Regions from separate parts of the Mus musculus genome. Here region 2 is linked to region 1. A link is a contact called in ENCODE Hi-C or POLR2A ChIA-PET data. All regions are on one chromosome and are shown on one strand. The core of a region is the stretch at or near the end of the contact, and the rest is flanking DNA. Distances in the headings are between cores, read along the strand shown.

What was found. A loop is a pair of places that touch in the nucleus more often than their neighbours do. ChIA-PET counts read pairs that join two places held with the same protein, here RNA polymerase II (POLR2A).
Region 2: POLR2A ChIA-PET joins it to region 1 with 15 read pairs in Patski. The contact joins the promoter of Mau2 here to the enhancer-like site in region 1. A Hi-C loop is called at or near these places in 2 of 37 maps with a recorded cell type or tissue (both heart). POLR2A ChIA-PET finds 5 or more read pairs at or near these places in 2 of 5 experiments (Patski and embryonic stem cell).

The regions. Positions count from the first base shown.
Region 1 is chr8:69,998,133-70,003,532 of GRCm38, reverse strand. No RefSeq gene overlaps it. Among named protein-coding and RNA genes, the nearest start is that of Gatad2a, 26 kb to the right of the region's middle. Within about 2 kb of position 1,777, at least 1 of the 3 ENCODE cell types and tissues checked has a DNase peak (open chromatin) inside an H3K27ac peak, as active enhancers do; it is heart, where a contact is called at or near this core.
Region 2 is chr8:70,038,947-70,044,694 of GRCm38, reverse strand. Mau2 (MAU2 sister chromatid cohesion factor) reads left to right here and starts at 1,961. Exons shown (of 19, transcript NM_001376946.1): 1 at 1,961-2,303. The coding sequence starts at 2,010. It overlaps Sugp1 (SURP and G patch domain containing 1), which reads right to left and starts at 1,908. Exons shown (of 14, transcript NM_027481.3): 1 at 1,615-1,908. The coding sequence starts at 1,648.

The DNA of each region.
Region 1 (5,400 bases), core at 528-3,027:
GGCTCAAATACCTATGGGGGGTGGGGGGGGCAGGGAGGAGGAACTGGAGGGCATGAGATGGTATCACAGATCCCAGGTGGGACCACACCCACATTCAGGGAGGCAAAGAGGCACCTGCCTTGTGCTTCAGTTTATGTTGGTAATGCTATGTTCAAACCTTACTGAAGCTCCAGGTGGCTGTGAGTAAGCTCACTTCCTTCCTTCTTCTTATGCGGCTCCTGTCTAGGAAGAATGCTTTCTCTTTCAGAAACTCGAAATTGAAAGAAATGCTCTTCCTGGTGGTGGAGAAGTCACTGTAGTTCACTGACTAACACAGCTGTAGATCAGCTGACACAAAATCCCTGGGTTCCATGTACCGTAGCACATGACTATCATCCCAGCAGTTGGGAGGTGAAAGCAGGAAGATCAGAACTTGATGGTCATCTTTGGCTACATAGAGAGTTTGAGTCCAGCCTAGGTTACATAAAACCCTTTTTCAAAAAATAAACTATTGCCAGGCAGTACTGGGGCACGCCTTTAATCCCAGCACTTGGGAGGCAGAGGCAGGTGAATTTCTGCGTTCAAGGCCAGCCTGGACTACAGAGTGAGTTCCAGGACAGCCAGGGCTACAGAGAAACTCTGTCTCAGAAAAAAAAAAAAAGGAAAAATAAATAAATAAATAAATTTTAAATATTTAAAAATTTAAATCTTTTAAAAAAACTCAGCCAGCAGCTTTGTGTGGTGGCACAGGCCTGTGATCCCATAGGAGGCTGAGACAGACAGGAATATCAGGCAGCTTGAGCTATATATTAAGGCCCTGTCTACAAAATGCTTGGCTGAAAGGGCTCCTGGGCTTAGTCTGGCTTTGCTTCTGTATATTCTAGAAACTCATCTCAATAAAGGCACAGTGTGGTCCACCATAGCTTGTAGATGTCTGCTTGATTTTCTCTAGGGAAGCACAGGGGTGCGAACGACGGCCTGTTGGTGCCATTGCACCTGATCTTTTTCCCTCTAAAAACAATGATTTGCTTCCCTGGGGAAACCAGGACCAAGCCCACAGACCCTCAAAAGGATGCTGCTTTCAGTAGGTCAGTGATTCTAGAGATACACAACACACAAGCTGGGTCAACTCTAATGAATGAAGATGCCTGCAGGGATGCAGGGTGTGGTATTTAGCTCTGTGCAAAGCAACTCAGCCATTTAGAGACTCTTTAGTGACTCTGTATAGCTTTAACCTAACTCCCTTTTCTCTTTCCTTCCTCCCTTCTTGCCTCTTTCTTTTCTTCCCTCCTTCTGTCACCCTCCCTTTCCTTGTAGCCTAGGCTTTCCTGGAATTCCATATGTAGCTAAAGATAACCCTTAAATTCCTAATCCTCCAGCCAGGCGTGGTTGTGCACGCCCTTAATCCCAGCACTCTGGAGGCAGAGGCAGGCAGATTTCTGAGTTCGAGGCCAGCCTGGTCTACAAAGTGAGTTCCAGCTTGGGCTATACAGAGAAACCCTGTCTCGGAAAAAAAAAAAAAAACAAAAATAAAAACTTAATCCTTACGTGACATGCTGCTGTGACAGTGGTGGGTCAGTACACACAGTTCTCCCTTCGTTTCCTCTTTTTTTTTTCCTTTAAAAATAAAGATATATTTAATTTTTATTAACGTGTCTATCTGTGCACATGTGCCTTGCAGGTGACCTTAGAGGACAGAAGGGGGCGTTGGATCCCTTGGAGCTGCACACAGAGGCGACTGTGAGCTGCCATAAGTGGGTATTTGGGTCACACTCAAGAGCAGCAAGTGCCACTAAGCCGTCTTTCCAGAGCCCACTTCCCTTTTCTCTTCCCCTCCCCTTCCTCTGCAAGCCAGGCTATCCTCAGACTCACAGTGATCCTCTTCTGAAGTGCTGCGATTATTACCGCACCTGTTTTTTGTGTTGTTTCTCAAAAGAGGGTCTGTAGCTCAGACTAGCCTTCAATTTACGATCCTTCCTTCAGCAGTCTCCTTTATGCCGGGACAGACCTGGGCCCTCGACCCTGGAGGCTATAACCTTTTTGCTATCTGTCTGTGGCATTACTCAGCGGTCACTCTCAGTGCTGGTGGAACGCTTCCTCTGTGCGAGGGGACTTCTCAGGAGAGCAGCCACAGGTCTCTGGCTGGCAGAGGCCCCGCCTTCCTAACGCCTGTGGGGCTGCCTGGGCCAGCTCCCACTTCCCTATATGGGCGTGAATGTCACTCAGCCTGTTCGTCAAGTTGATTCCCCAGACCCAGGAAGGGCCACGCCTTGGTGAAGAGATGCAATCAGCTTCCACCAGGGAAAGGAAACTCATCCTTCAGTCACATGGCTCTTGCTTCAGTTTTTATTATAAAACTAGGCTGCCCTTGGCTCTGAGGTTCAGGAATTTCACTAGAGTATCTACCTGGAGTCTCTCTTCAAAGAGAGTTCACTTCAGACAAAGAAAAGGGTTAGGATTATTATTTTTTCCTTAGCCCAGGCTGTTCTTGAACTATGAAGATGAGGATGACCTTAGATTTCTGAGTGTCTTGCCTCTATTTCCTAAATTCTGAGCTGACAGGTGTGCACCATCACACCTAGTTTATGTGGGGCCGGGAATGCACACTGTGCACACTGGGCAATCACTATCAACTGAATTGCATTCCCTGTCTAGGTCTCAAAAGTTTTGATTATTTATTTGGATTATTTTACCAGTACAGTAGTAGTTTAGTTGTGTGTGTGTGTGTGGGGGGGGCATATATTGAGCTGGACACTAGCTAATGCACTGCTTATCAATTTTTAAAAAAGATTTATTATTATATGTAAGTACACTGTAGCTGGCTTCAGATGCACCAGAAGAGGGTCAGAACTCATTACGGATGGTTGTGAGCTACCATGTGGTTGCTGGAATTTGAACTCAGGACTTTCAGAAGAGCAGTCAGTGCTCTTAATCACTGAACCATTTCTCTAGGTCCCAGCACCAATTTTTGATTGCTAATGTGAGCATGCTCTCCATGAGACCATAGTGCTTTCTCACCTTTGAGCATGTTGCTGGATTGGAGATTTAAAGTTTTTTATGTGTATAAATGTATGTAAGCACACCACATGCACCAGATCTCCTGGAACTGGAGTTATAGAGGGTTGTGAGTCACCATGTGAGCGCTGGGAATGAAATCTGGTTCTCTGCAAGAGCAATACGTGTTATAATTGTTTTTGGATTTGAGATGTAAATAATACAAGTGTCAGTTAAGATGTAATACTACAGTTGAGCAGTTGATGTAGACCAATAACAGTAGCTGAGTGTACCTGCCTTTCTTTCTTCCTTCCTTTCTTTCCTTCTTTCTTTCTTTCTTTCTTTCTTTCTTTCTTTCTTTCTTTCTTTCTTTCTTTCTTTCTTTCTTCTTTCTTTCTTTCTTTCTTTCTTTCTTTCTTCCTTCCTACCTTCCTTTTTTTTTTTTTTTTTCTTTTTTCGAGACAGGGTTTCTCTTTGTAGCACTGGCTCTCCTGAAACTCACTCTATAGGCCAGGCTGGCATCGAACTCAGAAATCTGCCTGCCTTTGCCTCCTAAATGCTGGGATTAAAGGCGTGCGCCACCAAGGCCCAGCACTGCCTTTCTCTTCTGCATACAATGGGAAATTACATACTATGCTGACCTATAATCCCATCAATAATTGTTGATTCAACAATAAATTATGCTAGATGTAATGGAATACACCTACCAAGAGGACTATGTGTGCTAGGTCATCCTGAACTACATAGTAAGCTCTAAGCCAACCTGGGCTACACAGTAAAAACCCTTCTCAAGAAAAACAAGAAAAGTTATGTGTAAAGTACCAAGGGATCACTTAAATAGGTTGATTCTTGTGCTAGCAAAATATCCCAGTTAGTGACAGGAATTAAACTAGCTTTTGTTCCCTACTGTGGGCCAGTGCAAGGCACTTTAGTTCACATCTCTAGTGTAAGCCTTTGGGCAAATTTCTGGTTTTTCTATGCAACCCAGGATGGCCTAGAACTTGAGATGCTCCTGCCTCAGCCTCCCTTGTGGGTTCTGATGTCTTCCGCCATGAGGGTGATTATTGGCCTTCTTAAGAAGTGGCAGGTATGGGTTTGTTTCCAGTTCTGCCAGCCCTTTGGTTCAACATGAAGAGAATGTGGTAGCTCCTGAGCAGAGGGGCCAAGCGTGCAGGGAACATCTTCGTGTTTACCATGGCTCCCTTCCTTAGTCAGTGACGCTGTGTTTGTTGGCCTCATCATTTGGGACCAGTTTAAGATCAGTTAAGAAGTCATAGTCCCTCCAATCCCTGTTACTATCTGCACTTACTTTTCTTCCAAAACTTCAGCTTTCTTGTAAGCATAAGTCCATTCTTCTCATACAAGCTTCAAGGTTCACATGGAATCCTTGAGTTCTTTCTAGTCTCATCCTTTATTTTATTTGATGACTTTCTCCTTAATATTAGTATAGCAGTTTCTTTGTATTGCTTCAATTCTGCCTGGTGTAATAAATAGGCCTGTTTCTCTGTATTGCATTCTTCTTGGCTCCTAAGATCCCTTCAGTAACAACTTCCCTTTGGTGACCTGTGTGCCTGGCCATGCGTGTTGTCTTCAGTAACAGCAACCACAGCTTACCATTTGCACCCTCAGAGCTGAAGGTCTTTCTCGTCTGTGCCTTTTCATGACTTTGACTCACTAGGTTATTTGGTTACCTATTTAGACAAACCTGGGTCCTTTGGGGGCAGGGTTATAAACCAGGCAAGGACTTTGGAATGAATTAAGGGTCAAGCATGGTAGTGCACTCCTGCCATTTTGGCATAGGAAAGATGGCGTCAGAAAGAGGATTTTGATACCAGTCTGGGCAACAAGAGACTCTGCTGAAGAAAATAAGAGGGGGCTCCAGATGAAGTTCCACTAATAAGCTACAAGATTAGCACAAGCATTGCAGAAACTGGGTGTGATGGCACATACCTGTCATACTTGGGATGTCTATGCCTGAGGATCAGGAGTTCAAGGCCTTACTTGTAACTGGAGGACATTTAAGGCCACCTGGGCTACATGAGATCCTGCTTAAAAAGGGACAGAACTGGAAGGATGGCTCAGAGGTTAAGAGCACTTGGCTGCTTTTCTAGTCCAGGTTCGATTCCTAGACCCTACATAGCAGTTCATAATTGTCTGTGACTCCAGTTCCAGGGAATCTGATGCCTTCTTCTGGCATACAGTGGGGACACCGTACTTGGTTCAGACAAGCAAAGCAACCGTCACATAATATAAATACTTTTAAAATGGGGGAAGATAGTTGAAGCTCTTTTTGCTTTAACTTTTGCCAAATGATGTGTTAAATTTGGGATGACAGATTAGATTTTATCTGGAAGTGGTTGGGAAGCAGAAAGGGTTTTGGAAAGTTCCTATCTAGCAGAGAAATTATGGAGATGGAGAAACCAAGAG
Region 2 (5,748 bases), core at 712-3,211, 41 kb before region 1:
AAACATGTGCCACTATGCTATGTTTAAACACTAAATTTGTATGTATGTGCATAGGCACTGTGCAAGCCAGAGGTTGACATCAGGTATCTTCTCTTTCTTTTTTCTCCCCCTTGTTTGTTTTTTATTTTCTCAAGACAGGGTTTCTCTGTATAGCCCTGGAACTCACTTTGTAGACCAAGCTGGCCTCAAACTCAGAGACCCACCTTTACCTTCCAACACCTGGCACTCACTCTGTAGACCAGGCTGGCCTCAAACTCACTGAGACCAACCTGCACTTTCCAATGTCCCAAGTTCTAGGACTAAAAACATAGGCCATCACTCACCAACTTAAAAAAAAAAGACAGGGTCTCAGTTTGCACAGCCCTGGTTGACCTTGAATTCAGATGTCCACCTACCCCTCAGGAGTTGGGATTAAAAGCATTCCTATTGTCGCTCTGCCTAATTTTTTGGTACAGAGCAGCTCACAAAACCTTAAAGCCCGTTTCAGTGCGTGGCTGCCAATACACCCCAGGAATCCACCTGTGTCCAGTCCGAAGTCCTGTGCTTTCAGGCACACAACAGTACATCTGGCTTTTTTACATGAGTACTGAAGATGGGGAGCCAGGTCCTCACTCTTGGGCAACAAGCATTTTAACTACCACCATCTCGTCAGCCCTTAAATTCTAAATGTTGAAAGCAAAACTGACTCCCTAGACACTACCAGAGTTGACACCCCTAATTATTTCCATTTCATTCATAACAATCTCCAAGGAGACAATCCTAGTCCACTCTGAGGCCTATCCAGCCTCTGTGGTGAAACCTCTGCCTTCCTATAGACAGCATCTACTCATATGGAACATCTTGTACTCAAGAAAGACTTTTCATGGAGCCAGAGAGATGGCTCAGAGGTTAAGAGTGCTTGTCACTCTTCCAGAGAATCCAAGCAAACATCCAGGTGGCCTACTATAACTCCAGCTCCAGGTACTCACACACAAAGACATAAAGACAAATGGATTTTTAAAAACTGTTAAGCCTTCCCTGACCTTCAATATATTAGCAGCATCCAACCTCACGTCACGAGAACTAGTTCTTTGCAAAATTTGCTTCCAGGTGCACTGACACGCAAGCTTAGCACAGCGTTTGGCACCCAGCAAGTGTGGAAGCATATGGTGAATGGGCAAATGCATTTCATCCTAGGGGCACAGGGAGAGCTAAACCCGTAACCGTGGGAAACCGCCCTGGCTGACCCAGTGCAGTTCGGAAACGCACATTTCCCACAAGGCAGGACCCAAGCCAAAGGGGACCGGAGGGGCAGGAGGGATGTCCCAGGCTGTCCGCTGTGGATGCCACCGGCCCGAGAGCAGTTTATTGGGAAAGCCCATGCGGTTCCCACCCGGCGCCCAGGCCTTTGAGGGAGACCAGGAGCGCTCCTCAGCCACGGGCGGGGGTTGGGGGGCGAACCCGAGTCTGGGGTCTCGGCAGACCAGAGAAGGGCACACGCAACGTTACTGTAAGTTTCCCTGGGGCTGAGGCGAGAAGTCCGCGTGTCAGGTCCGTGACAGAAAGTAGGGTGAACAGGAGACGTGCAGTCGCGAGAACCCAGGCGGGCGGCGAAGGGAAGTCGGGGGATGTTACCTGCAACATCCCGGTTGTCCATCTTGAGACTCATCCAATCCCACAATGCTCCGGCGCCACCTGAGAAGAGGGAGGCTCTGTTATAGTGCGCTTGGTCTGATGGTAAATGTAGTCCTTCTCCGACAATCTCGTCCAACCCCCTTCTAGGACACCGGGCGTCTTCTCCACAGAAACGCCGGCGTCAGTTCACGAACGTGTATTACTCTCAGTTACGATGATGCAGAGGTATCATCCTCTCCTCAGAGTCTTCCTCAGTCGGAGCCACTTCGAACACACACCATAAGACCCAGAAGTCCTTGCGTAGCAGTTCTCGCGAGAATTGCGGGTCGCCAGGCCCCGCCCCTCAAGGTGCTTCCGCCTCTCTGTGGAGGCGGCTTGTTGTTGTGCGGGCCAAGATGGCGGCACAGGCGGCGGCTGCGGCGCAGGCGGCGGCTGCAGCTCAGGCTGCCGCCGCACAGGCCGCACAGGCCGAGGCAGCCGAGTCGTGGTATCTGGCTCTCCTGGGTTTCGCCGAGCACTTCCGAACATCTAGCCCGCCCAAGATCCGCTTGTGCGTTCATTGCCTGCAGGCCGTGTTCCCCTTCAAGCCGCCTCAGCGGATCGAGGCCCGGACGCACCTGCAGCTCGGCTCGGTGCTTTACCACCACACGAAGAACAGCGAGCAGGCGCGCAGCCACCTGGAGAAGGCGGTGAGTGTGCGGGCCAGGCGGGCGGGCCGCGGGTACCGGGGACTCGATCCTCTCCGCCTCGTCGGGCTTGGGACTTCCGAAGGCCTCGCCCTCACCTGCGGTGACAGACGCGGCTCCGCCACGCCCTCTCACCCGGGAACCGGGAAAGTTGTCCCTCTTCAGCTACTTGGTGCTTGCATCGGGGACCCTCCTAGTCGGGTGGCCGCGGGAACAGGACCCAGAGCGTCAGCCTAGAAGCACCTACCTAAGGAAGAGATGCGAGCTCCCTGACGTGTGAAAGCGAGGTCGCAGGAAATCTGAAAGTCCAGGACTTCTGACAGTCAGGTGTCTAGGTCTGGAGTCCCAGATCCTTGTGGCATGGATATTGGGGAAGGTGAGGCCTTCAGCCTCTTGTTGAACGTTGTTGCCTTGTGAGGACCTGAAGTGCAGAAAGTAGCTTCTAGAGTCACTTGCACCTCGGGGGTCTGGAGGTCAGTCTCACTGTTGGTGGCTTCTTCTCCCACCACGAAATGGTCCATCTTTGAAAGAGTCCCCACTCCGCCTCCAACTTGATTTGTGACGTCTTGGTGCTTCACAGAATTTCAAGAGGTAGCTGTCATTCAGCTTCTCAGTAAGACTTGTTTCTTCTCATGGCAACTGTGTCTCTTCCACACCTCCGCCTCTTTTTTGCCATTTTCCTATCTTTGTTTCCTTGACTATTCAGATGTTTAATGTTCTGACCTGCAGACAGTCTAGTAAATTGCCTTCAGGAGGGGATCAAAATTCTTGTTTCCCACACTGTGCATAGTTAGAGCTTCTAATCCTCACTGAACCAATAAACTTCCTTATTTCAAGAGTGAAACCGTATAGGCTTAGCTAAGTAAAGTGATTTAGCAAAGACCACACTGTGTGAAGTTTGGGTTTTTTGTTTGTTTTTGTGTTGGGGGGGGTTGTCGTGGTCTTACACGATGTAGCAAAGAATTGGTCTCAATTCCCAGCTGTCATCCTTCCTGGCCACCCAAGTACTGAGATTACAGGCATAGTTGCACATACCTGTGATGTACATGTTCAAGGGAGAGGCAAGAGGCTAGCCTCGGCTACACAGGAAGAATATCTCAAAGAAAGCAGGTCTGCTTAGATGACTTTGTGGGTAAAGGCTTTTGCAGCACAAGCCTGATAACTTGAGTTTGAGTGGAAGGTGAACACTCTCAAAAATTGCCTTCTGATCTCCAAATTTGCCTGCACTCATACATATCATACACAACAAATAATACCATTAATTTTAAAAAATTATAATCAAAAAGAGCTGGGTAGGGTGGCAGATGCCTTTAATCCTGGCACTCAGAAGACAGGCACATGGATCTCTGTGAGTGTTGCCAAAGAGTCAGGGCTACATAGAAGACCTTGTCTCAACAGAACCAACCAGGGATGGGACTGGAGAGATGGCTCAGCAGTTCTGAGCACTAACTCTTCTTTCAGAGATCCTGAGTTCAATTCCCAGAACCATCTGTACTGGGATCTGATGCCCTCTTCTAGTGTGTCTGAAGACAGCTTACAGTGTGCTCACATACATTTAAAAAAGAGGTGAAACCTGAGCTGGGCAGTGGCAGGGTAGGCAGTTCTCTGAGTTTGAAGCCATCCTGGTTCACAGAGGAGTTCCAGGACAGCCAGAGCTACATAGAGAAACCCTACCTCAAAAAGACCAAAAACCTGGGCTAATCAAATTTGTGAGTTAAAAAAAAAGATACAATTATTTTTAATTATATGTGTGGATATATGCTCTTAAATGTTGTGCCCACTGAATCAAAGTTCTGAGTACCCTGGAGCTGGAGTTAGAGTTATATGTGAGCTGCCTGATGGAGTTTCTGGGAACCAAACTTGGGTCCAGTGCAGAGTAATATGTGTTGTTAACTACCCATCTCTCTCTAGTCACCTCAGTTTAATGATCACTAGTTTCTGTACTAGAATAAGATGTCATTATTGTGTTAGTGCTTTTTGCTGTTGTTGTCTTATTCATTCATCAAGGAGTTATTTGTTCCCCTCCCACCAAGTGTCAAGCCTGTCCTGGACTGTCTGGGTATGAGCAGACTGAAAAGTCCTGCGCATGGTAGCTTTTTCTTTAGTGAGACTAGCATTCAATAAGGCTATTAGTATAAGAGCTATGGACACTGGACCAGAGGAAGGGATAGAGTTGATAATAGGGATGAGGGAGCCTCTTATTTGCATGAATGACATTTGAATGGTGTGAGCTAGTGAGCCCATTCAAGGTTTCAGGTCAATAACAAGGTGTGCCTGGGGCCAGAAGTGGATTGGAGCATCCAGGGCAGTAGTGAGTGAGGTTGACCCTGCCAAGTGCCAGGCTTCAGTGTAGGTGCAAGCCGGAGGCTGCCAGGGCCTGGCTGGTTCTGAAATGTTCTTTTCTTATTTGTTCAGGGCAGTTAATCCCACTACCTTCCTTTCCCCTTTGTTTCTTTGGGTGTCAGTGTGTCCTCGTATTTCATCCACAGAGCCCCGTGCAATCATGCCTGCAGTTGCTCTCTTTTAGCACTTGGCTTTGAACCAGTAATTAAAACCCTGACCCTTGTGAAGTACTTTCCCTTGGTGTAACAGAAAGCTGACTCCTGAAAGATCTCCCACAGCATCACATTGTGCCCTCCATCAGTCACCCCAGCTCAATACCTCTAAAACTCTATTAGTCACAGTTGCTCCTCCATTCATGTACCCTGAGTTTTATTTTAAATGACATTATTGTCCTTGGAGTGGCCCTAGGACCTTGTCCATAAGCCACTATCTTGTGCAAAGCTGGGCGGTGGTAGTGTACGCCTTTAATCCCAGCACTCGGGAGGCAGAGGCAGGCGGATTTCTGAGTTCGAGGCTAGCCTGGTCTACAAAGTGAGTTCCAGGACAGCCAGGGCTATACAGAGAAACCCTGTCTCAAAAAAAAAAAAAAAATGAGGGTCCAAGTGCAGATCCCAGTGTCCATGGGAAGGATCTGACATGGCCAGTATGCCTACACATGACCCCATTGGGAACCCCAGTGTAGTGGCTGCTGAGGAGCAGAGACAAGTGGAGCACTAAGCCTTGCTGTCTAGTAGCTTGCCTCCTCTCAAGGGAGTAAGGGAAATATAGAGCCTGATGCTTAACCTCCACATTCCGGTGCATATGCACACACACCTACTCACACAAAGCAAATTGTCAGATTGGATAAGATCATATACATGTGTGTGTGTGTGTGTGTGTGTGTGTGTGTGTGTGTGTGTGTGTGTACATATATATATATATACACACACACATGCGTGCACACACATATTTGTTTAAAAAGCAAAAGATAGATGGTGACACTTTTTTTTTTAAGATTTATTTATTATTATACCTAAGTACACTGTAGCTATCTTCAGATGCACCAGAAGAGGACATCAGATCTCATTACGGATGGTTGTGAGCCACCATGTGGTGGCTGGGATTT